Regions from separate parts of the Mus musculus genome. Here regions 1 and 2 are each linked to region 3. A link is a contact called in ENCODE Hi-C or POLR2A ChIA-PET data. All regions are on one chromosome and are shown on one strand. The core of a region is the stretch at or near the end of the contact, and the rest is flanking DNA. Distances in the headings are between cores, read along the strand shown. Region 1 has its middle 33 kb from the start of Cyb5r3. Region 2 has its middle 28 kb from the start of A4galt. Region 3 holds the start of Cyb5r3 (cytochrome b5 reductase 3).

Region 1 (3,085 bases), core at 124-2,623, 33 kb after region 3:
GGGGAGATATAAACAAGAAGAATCAGGACTGAATAAACTGCTGTTAGAAGGACTGGTGGTCGCGTCGTTCTTGCTGGTCGAGAGCGGACGCGACAACTATGCAGTCTTGGCTGACCTGGAACTTGCTCTGTAGACCAGGGTGGTCTCAAGTTCAGAGACCTACTTGCTTCTAGCTCCTGAGTGCCTAGACCAAAATAAAATGAATCTTAAAAAAAAAAAAAAAAAGAAAGAGAGAAAAGAAAAGATCCTAAATAGCTGTTGCCTTTGGATTACTGTGGCCAAAGGCTTTCTCCTTCTCATCCTCTTCAGATTACAGAGGCCTCCTGGGGACCTGTGACTCTCTGGGGGAGTCCACATAACACCATATCCAAATAGAACCAAAGCCCCCAAGGACAGTCCCACCTAGACTGAGTGGGAAAATGCTTGCTCTGTGAACCCTGATAGCCCAGCTGCAGCCTTGGGGGTTCCACCTTCTCTTCAATGTGCTCAAATTCATCGATCCCGTAAACTGGCACCTTGCTGAATTCTTGCAGTCTGGTTAGAGGAAAGCCAGTTCTGTGGCAACCTCTGGCTCTGGCCCCATCAGGACCCGTTCCCCTCCTGCCGCTGATCCTGTCCTATCTAGAAACACCCACACCCCCTTCCTACCACGGTTCCTTCTGTCCTGGGGCTTGCCCTGGCTGTCATGGGTCGGGAAGGTGCAGGAGTGTCCTAGAGTTCCAGACAGAGGAGAGTGAGCAGTCCTGTGGGGTCACAAGCCAACTGCAGACTGCAGCCAAAACACAAGGAGATATTTAGGAGGTGGAAGAAGTGAGAGGGTCTGGACCGAGAGTCGGGCTGTCTCTGGAGGGCAATAAATTTGAAGTGCAGACTGCTCAGCCACGCTCTGGGTCACAGAGGTGTGAGGGCTCTCTACTAACCCAAGCATGGCTACACTTCTGCTCTCAGGCCAATCCTGGATAACACAAGGCTGACAAGGCTGGTCATGGGTGAGGGTGGGGCTGACACTAACCTCTGGAGGTACCTGCAGTCTGCATGGCTCCTGCCTTGGTGAACTATCTCCCGAAGCCCAGTGGATTATGTGTAAATTTTGCTCTGGGAAGCTGGAGGGGTTGTGGATTCCTGAAGGAAGGCATTTGGATTGGCTGGGTCAGAGATTTCTCTACAAAGCTTCCCCTCCCCCTCCCCCTCCCCCACCCCTGCGACAGGATTTCTCTGTGTAGCCCTAGCAGGCCTGAAATTCACTCTCTAGACCAAGTTGGCCTTGAAATCAGAGATCTGCTTGCCTCTGCCTTCTGAGTGCAGGGGGGTGGGGGGGTGGGGAGGAGGAGCGGGGCGGAATTAAAGGTATGTGACACCGCCACCACCTCTTCATTATCTCAGCTTCATTAAGGCAGCCTCGCTAAGAACAGCCTGAAGACAACAGTGCCCCCATGTGGAGAATTGAAAAATAGGTTACAATTTGGCCAACCAATTGTAATACAATAGATGGGCAAGAGCAACCGCTGCCACCCTATCCCAGTGCCCCTCCAGTGCTCTGGCGCCCCAGCTAGCTCATGCAACTCTCAGTTTTATTATATTGAAAGGTGAGATCCAAGGGGCCAGTGATGTAGCTCAGTCGTGCTGTGCAACAGGCCACCAGCTCCTAGGTTTGATCCTGAAGCATCGCCTATAATGTGGAGGTGCACACCTGTAATCCCAGCACTGGGGAGGGGAGGACAGAGGGTCAGAAATTCAAACTCTGGCCTGTGAACTGAGAGAGCAGATAAAGACCACCAAGCCTGCCAGGCGGTGGTGGCGCAGGCCTTTAATCCCAGCACTTGGGAGGCAGAGGCAGGTGGATTTCTGAGTTTGAAACCAGCCTGGTCTAAAAAGTGAGTTCCAGGACAGCCAGGGATACACAGAGAAACCCTGTCTCGACAAAAACCAAAACAAAAAACAAAAAAAGGACCACCAAGCCTGAGAACCAGAGTTCCATCTCTCCAATCGACTCAGTGGAGAGAATTATCCTCTGACCTCCACATGGGCACTTCGACACGTTGGACCCTCCACCCCCCACCTCGCAACAAGAACTTTTAAGTGCATTCTTTATTTTAGATTTGTTTTATTTTTACTGTTTGAGTGTTTTGCCTGCATGTAGGTATGTGCACCACATGCATGCATGGTGCCCACCAGAGGTTAGAAGAGGGCTCGGATCCCCTCTAATTGGAGTTATGAATGGTTGTGAGCCATCATGTGGGTGTTGGGAACGTCTTCTGCAAGAGCAGGAAGGTGCTCTTCACCACCCAGCTATTTCTCCAAACTTAAAATTAGAAAAAAAAAATTAAATGAAGTTTAAGGTGATTCTTAGCTACTTTTAGTGTGTATTGAAGCCAACCTGGGCTACATAAGACCTTGTCTCAAAAAATTAAGAACAACTGGGCAGTGGTGGCGCACGCCTTTAATCCCAGCACTTGGGAGGCAGAGGCAGGTGGATTTTTGAGTTCGAGGCCAGCCTGGTCTACAGAGTGAGTTCCAGGACAGTCAGGGCTACACAGAGAAACCCTGTCTCGAAAAAGCAAACAAACAAACAAAACAAAAAACAAAACAAAAAAAATTTAGTAACAGGATAGAATAGAATGAGATTGGTCCCAAAATTATTGGGGTTGCTTCTGGTGTCCACTGTCTTAGTCAGTGGATTTCTTTGTTGTTGTTGTTGGTTGGTTGGTTGGTTTTTTTGAGACAGGGTTTCTCTGTATAGCCCTGGCTGTCCTGGAACTCACTTTGTAGACCAGGCTGGCCTCGAACTCAGAAATCTGCCTGCCTCTGCCTCCTGTGTGCTGGGATTAAAGGTGTGCGCCACCACAACCGGCAGTCAGTGGATTTCTATTGCTGCGCTGAAACACTGAGACCAAAAAGCAAGTTAGGGAGGAAAGGGTTTGGCGTACGCTTCCATATTGCTGTTCGTTATTGAAGGAAGTCAGAATAGGAACTCACACAGGGCAGGATCCTGGTGACAGGAGCTGATGCAGAGGCCATGGAGGGTGCTGCTTACTGGCTTGCTTCCTGTGGTTTGATCAGCCTGCTTTCTTATAGAACTCTTATA
Region 2 (3,120 bases), core at 590-3,089, 52 kb after region 3:
AGATTCTCATCTGGTGCAGTGGCAGCTGGATGCCTCTGGGGTCTCGCTTACTTCTCTTTGGGTGTTGGAAGCTGATGGAGTTTGTGTTTTGTTGGTGAATTAAGGACATCAGGCCGGGCGTGGTGGCGCATGCCTTTAATCCCAGCACTCGGGAGGCAGAGGCAGGCGGATTTCTGAGTTCGAGGCCAGCCTGGTCTACAGAGTTCCAGCACAGTCAGAGCTATACAGAGAAACCCTGTCTCAAAAAACAACACACACACACACACACACACACACACACACAAGGACATCAGGAACGGCTTCTGGTCTTTACTTCACTGTCACCACCAAATGGCTTTCTCCTGCCCAGGCTCTACTGAAGTGCTTTATGCTGGCTGGCTTTATGATAACTGAACACAAAAGGAACATCATTTTGGAAGAAAAAAACCCTTCAATTGAGAAAATGCCTCTACCAGATTGGCCTGTGAGCCAGCCTGGGTGTATTTTCTTAATTAATGCTATTAAAGGGCTCAGCCTGTTAGGGGTGGGGCCATCCCTGGGCAGGCGGTCACTGGTTCCATAAGAGAGCATGTCGAGCTAGCCATGAGGAGCAAGCCAGTAAGCATCACACTTTCCATGGCCTCTGCATCAGTTCTTGCCTCCAGGTGGTTCCTGCCTTGTTTGAATTCTTGCCCTGACTTCTCTGGATGATGGACTACAAACTGAAAGATGAAATAGACCCTGTCCTCCCCAGGTCACTTTTGGTCATGGTGTTTATCACAGCAAGAGACCCTAAGTAGCTCCTGCTCGCTCCCTCTGCCACCCTGCTCCCGGAGAGATCACACTTGAATCATTGTTGCCCACTCCAGACCTCCACCCTCACAAAATTCCCAGCATGCCTAGCGCCCAACTGGGCCTAAGCAGAGATTTGTAAGATGTCCAGCAAGAAAGCAGACTTCCAGGAACGGGGCCCTCGGTGCTCATCAACCCTTGGCCTCTGTTTAGGCAGTCAGAGGGAGGGCGGTCCGATTTAATATTTAAACAAGAGGCTTAATGTTGATATAGCAGTCAGGGGAAATTAGTTCCCTAGCTAGCCCTGAGCTGCTGGGAAAGACTTTCCTGCTGGCCAGTGCCTGGCTGGCCAGCCTGGAATCTTCACTAGGTGACAGATCCATAGCTTGCCTTGGGCCCCTTATGGGTTCTGTCTCCCTCAGCCATGAACAAAAATATCTATAAGCCAACTAGCCAGTGAGAAACCACAGGGCTGAGGATCTGATTTCACGTCCTGTCCCCGGGACTGGTTCCACCCAGGCAACCCCTCCCTTTCCCATTCTCAGAATCCAGCTGTGTAGCAGCTCTGACCTCTCCCCCAGAAAGCAGCAGCTGGAGGTTGCCAGGGTAACCGCACTCTGGAGGGTTGGGCCAGGGCAGGGGAAAATGCTGGCAGGGTATCTAGAATCAGGCCCTAGCAGAGAGTAGGGTGAGGGGTCCCGCAGGGAGTTGTGTGTGAGGCAGGAGCTGAGGGTCTAGTCTGTGGGTCTGTGGGTGCATTGAAGTTTATACGAATGGCCAGCTCCCAGCCCACACAGCCCCACAAGCCTGCACTTATCTCTAAAATCACATAGGGTCTAGCCCGAACCTCCACTCCCTGATGTGGGAGATGGGATGTTAAAATGAAGGATTTGGGTGCACACAGTGTGGCTCCTTTGCTAGTGGCATCCATGCTGGGAACCAGCATAGCTCAGCTCCTGTTTTTCGAAAAAAAAACAGGAACAAGTCAAAACTGGCCCCAACTCAGAGGCTGGCAGCTGGCAGAGGGCTTTTAAGCTGGACACTAACCAAGACATCCCAGCCCAGGAAGTGCATGAAAGCGGCCAGTGATGGTGGATGCCGAGATTCCCCTCACCGGGCCTCAAAGCGTCTCTCTCATCTAGGAATGAGTCAGCCCTTCACTCCTGTCACCCAGGCCCCGTCTGCCTTTCTGCCAGTTCTCCAGGGTACACTGCTATTTCTGCTGTGCTGTATTTTGGTTGGCAGTTTATGGCAGCTGGAATAAGGTCCAGAGTGGAGTGGCTGGGCAAGACACAGGCTGTTTGGATGAAGGGTGGAAGAAGATGAAGAACCTCTCTGTTCACTTGCTAATTTGGATCTCTGCTTCTAGATATGGCCCAGCTAGGCATGACTTGAGGAAGGTCTGGGACCAGGGCTGCCTCCTGCATCCGTCAGGAAGGCCTGCCCACAGGACCTCAGAGAGGACTCTGCAACTGCTCTATCCACTGTGCGGAGGGGCCATGTGGCCAAGTCTCAGACCGATGCACCCAAAGGAGCAAGCAGTAGACTAAGACCAGCCCTTCTGAGCTCTCAGCTCTGCTGGGGATAAGATTTTGAGACCCTCACCCAGCTACATGGCATTCTGAGTCTGATCCTGGGAAGAACCCAGAGATGCACTTAGCCCAGTCTCACTTTCTAGGCCCTTTACTGAGACCGGCTGAGAGTCGGCTAAGCTGGGATTACCCCCAGGTGCTGAGGAGCTGGAGGAGGCTCAGTCCCAGAAGGCTTCCTAAGAGGCTGTCTGCATCGTAGGTGGTAATGATGGTTGGGAGAGGTTCTGCAGGCAACATGGCAGGAGTGTGGTGTCAAGATGCTACTATGAGAAAGAGTTCTAAGAGGCTGTACTGGCTGGTTTTGTGTGTCAACTTGACACAGCTGGAGTTATCACAGGAAATGCCTCCATGAGATCCAGCTGTAAGGCATTTTCTCGTTTAGTGATCAAGCGGAGAGGGCCCCTTGTGGGTGGTGCCATCCCTGGGCTGGTCGTCTTGGGTTCTAGAAGAAAGCAAGCTGAGCAAGCCAGGGGAAGCAAGCCAGTAAGTAACATCCCTCCATGGCCTCTGCATCAGCTCCTGCTTCCTGACCTGCTTGAATTCCTGTCCTTTCTTTGGTGGTGAACAACAATGTGGAAGTGTAAGCTGAATAAACCCTTTCCTCTCCAACTTGCTTCTTGGTCATGTTGTTTTGTGCAGGAATAGAAACCCCAAGACAGGAGCCAAGAATATATGACTTTAGTGTGGATGGAGTCAGGGGGCGGGGCCAAGTTATGGAAGGCCTTGAATGCAGGGCCTAAGTGTTTTGTTTTGCAAA
Region 3 (2,719 bases), core at 79-2,578:
TCATGGGCAGTCTCTGGGAAAACTGGTCAGAATGTCATTATGGGGTGTTGTCACTCTGGGGTTTGTTTTGTTTTTTTTTGCCTTGGGCCAGAATGCTCCTTAGATGGTCCATACTGGACTGGTCACTCTCGCAAGAGCAAATGCCATGGCAAGAAGGCTGTCTTCACTAGGAGCCCTGAATCTTGCAGAGAGGAGAGAGGGCACCCTCCAAGACAGGCGCTGGCCTATTCTTGTCATACCCAAAGAGCTGGACACCTCAAGGGTATGTTTGTGTAACTGAGACTGGTCACAGTTCACATGGATGCTCTTAAGAAATCAGGGAGGAGCTGGACGGTGGTGGCCCACACCTTTAATCTGGCACTGGAGAGGCAGAGGCAAGTGGATCTCTGTGAGTTTGAGGGCAGCCTGGTCTACAGTGCATTCCAGGGCTACATTGAGAAACCCTGTCTCAAAAAAGAAAAAAAAAAAGAAAAAAAAGGAAATGAGGAGAGTGAGCTCTAGGATTGTGGAAGGGGCCTTGGTCGATCCAGTAACAGTGAGAGAGCAGATTTATAGACGTTAGACGGTCCCAGCATCCTCAGTGCCCTGGGCTGATGGCCAAGTCTAAGTGACACTTCTTTAGTGACAGTGCAGCTCTGTGAGTAACAAGAATGGCCAGGGCTTTTCTAGGTGACAGCTGGAAAGATCCTGGCCAACTACTGCCTTGTTTATGGCAAGAAGATGCACCCAACCCCTGTAGGGACACCCTACACATTTCTCCCATACACACACGCACCCCAAAGTACTCTTCCTGCCAGCTCACTCGTGTCCACTATTCAGGCCTGCATGTCTTCACACCCACACTCTCATTTCTCACACACGCCGCTGTCGGTTCCTCCACGCACACACCAGTGCACCTACGGTTCACACTTCACGTTCCCATTTACAAAAACCCTCGCACCTTTCACATCCCCCACGGGCGCAGGCACTTCAACTTTCTCACACTCACAAGTCACGCCCACTCAGGCGGGCGCGCACGTCACTCATTCCCTATTCTCATTCGCGCACACCCAACAGGGTCCTCAATGTCCACCCCGCGCTCGGGGCTCCCCCTTGGCCTGAGGCCGGGCCAGAGTGGCGCGGCCACTAGCCAGGGCGTGAGTCACGGTCTGCAAGGGGCCGGGTGGGGCGCGGGGCTCGTGAACCGGTGCTGGGCGCCCCGGATCGTACGGTATCCCCACGGTGCAAGCCTGGGGACCCCAGACCCATGCCGCCTACCGTGCTCAGCTGGGCCCCCATGGTGGCGAAGAAGAGACGGTGGCCTCACGCACGGTTCTACACCCGCTACTCAGCCGGCCGCTCCCCCAACAACCCGCCTCGGTCTCAACACCTCGGAGGCGGGGACGCCCTGCGGAGCCAGTCAGGAGCGCGGAGGTGGGCGGATAGGGGGCGGAGACTCCCAGTGTCCCCGCCCACTTCCGCTTGTGAAGACGGGAGTGCGCGCTGAGTGGCTGACGGCGCTGCACGGAAGAGGCTCGGCGAGAGACTGGCTACTGTGGCGCCTCTGTGTGGCTTCGGGAGGTAGCTTGTGGCTTCTGGGCCTGTTTTGTCCTGGTGAAGAGAACAAGATGTCGCCCCCGTGATGGGCTCTCAAATCCTGAGCCTTCGGTCCTGGGAGCCTGCCGGAGCTGATTGTGCTGGCCAGGGCTCTACCCGCTCACGGGGCGTGTTGCCAACACCGCTGGCTACAGAGTTCAGGCTACAGCCCTGCCCTGCCCCATTTTCAAGCCTGCGAACCAGTCGTTCCTTCCTGAACAAATCTCCAAACGTACTGAGGCCAGTTCCGGATTAAAGTTCAGGTGTCACCTCTTTAGCTAGGCCAGCTCTGGCCCTGTGCTCCCTCCAAGGGACGCCACTAGTGCAGAACGGTCTTTGTAGCGCTTCAGTTATCCTGCCTGTTTATTCACGATGCTCTGCGCCCACGTACCCATTCCACTAGATGGTGGGGCTTCCCCAAGCCAGGAGTCTGCAGTCAGTTCTCTGTGTACCCGGACCTCAGAACAGAGCCTATCACATACTCTATAAACACTCGTATGTCCCTGGCATTCCGGAGTTTTCTTCAACCTGGTCCTGGCCAGATAGGGAATGGAAGACTGCTCTGAGAGCGGCAGAGTGAGGAAGAGACTTGCTGCCTAAAAATTGAGAACTATTAACCAAACTCTTCAATACCGGAACACTTGATGACCCAAGCGTTCAATACCGGAAGAGGCAGGTGGATCTGTGAGTGTTCCAGGCTACACGGTGAGACTGCTAGTTACTTTTCTGTTGCTGTGGTAAAACACCATGACCGAAGGCAACTTTAGGGAAGATGGAGTTTATTGTGTCTCACAGTTCCAGGAGGATAAGAGCCCATTATAGCTGGAAGGCATGGCCGGCCACAAGCAGCAGGAAAACCTGGCTCGGGGAGAAGGATGCTGAGAGATAACACTGTACCTTAAGTGGGAACCTGAGAGAGAGCTGGAAGTGGGGCCAGGCTATAGGCTCTCAAAGCCACCCCAGGCACATTTCTTCATCCAGCAAGACCACACACCTCCGTACCTCCCCACAAACCATCACAAATTGGGGACTAAACGTTCAAATACACGTGCCTATGAGGGCCATTTCTTATTCAAACCACCACAGAGACCCTGTCTCAAATAAATAAATAAGGAGCAATGGTCAGCACATCTGTGATTCCAGA

What was found. Hi-C counts contacts between places; a loop is a spot of excess contacts on that map. ChIA-PET counts read pairs that join two places held with the same protein, here RNA polymerase II (POLR2A).
Region 1: a loop to region 3 is called in a map of heart, with 4 times the contacts of the local background. The contact joins the enhancer-like site here to the promoter of Cyb5r3 in region 3. A Hi-C loop is called at or near these places in 9 of 37 maps with a recorded cell type or tissue (T-helper 1 cell, gastrocnemius, heart and 1 more). POLR2A ChIA-PET finds 5 or more read pairs at or near these places in 4 of 5 experiments (Patski and embryonic stem cell).
Region 2: a map of T-helper 17 cell shows a loop between it and region 3 (2.9-fold over the local background). The contact joins the enhancer-like site here to the promoter of Cyb5r3 in region 3. A Hi-C loop is called at or near these places in 4 of 37 maps with a recorded cell type or tissue (Patski, T-helper 17 cell and v-Abl transformed pro-B cells). POLR2A ChIA-PET finds 5 or more read pairs at or near these places in 2 of 5 experiments (Patski and embryonic stem cell).

The regions. Positions count from the first base shown.
Region 1 is chr15:83,203,923-83,207,007 of GRCm38, forward strand. No RefSeq gene overlaps it. Among named protein-coding and RNA genes, the nearest start is that of Cyb5r3, 33 kb to the left of the region's middle. Within about 2 kb of position 1,374, at least 1 of the 3 ENCODE cell types and tissues checked has a DNase peak (open chromatin) inside an H3K27ac peak, as active enhancers do; it is heart, where a contact is called at or near this core.
Region 2 is chr15:83,222,423-83,225,542 of GRCm38, forward strand. No RefSeq gene overlaps it. Among named protein-coding and RNA genes, the nearest start is that of A4galt, 28 kb to the right of the region's middle. Within about 2 kb of position 1,840, at least 3 of the 3 ENCODE cell types and tissues checked have a DNase peak (open chromatin) inside an H3K27ac peak, as active enhancers do.
Region 3 is chr15:83,170,855-83,173,573 of GRCm38, forward strand. Cyb5r3 (cytochrome b5 reductase 3) reads right to left here and starts at 1,329. Exons shown (of 9, transcript NM_029787.3): 1 at 1,258-1,329. The coding sequence starts at 1,278.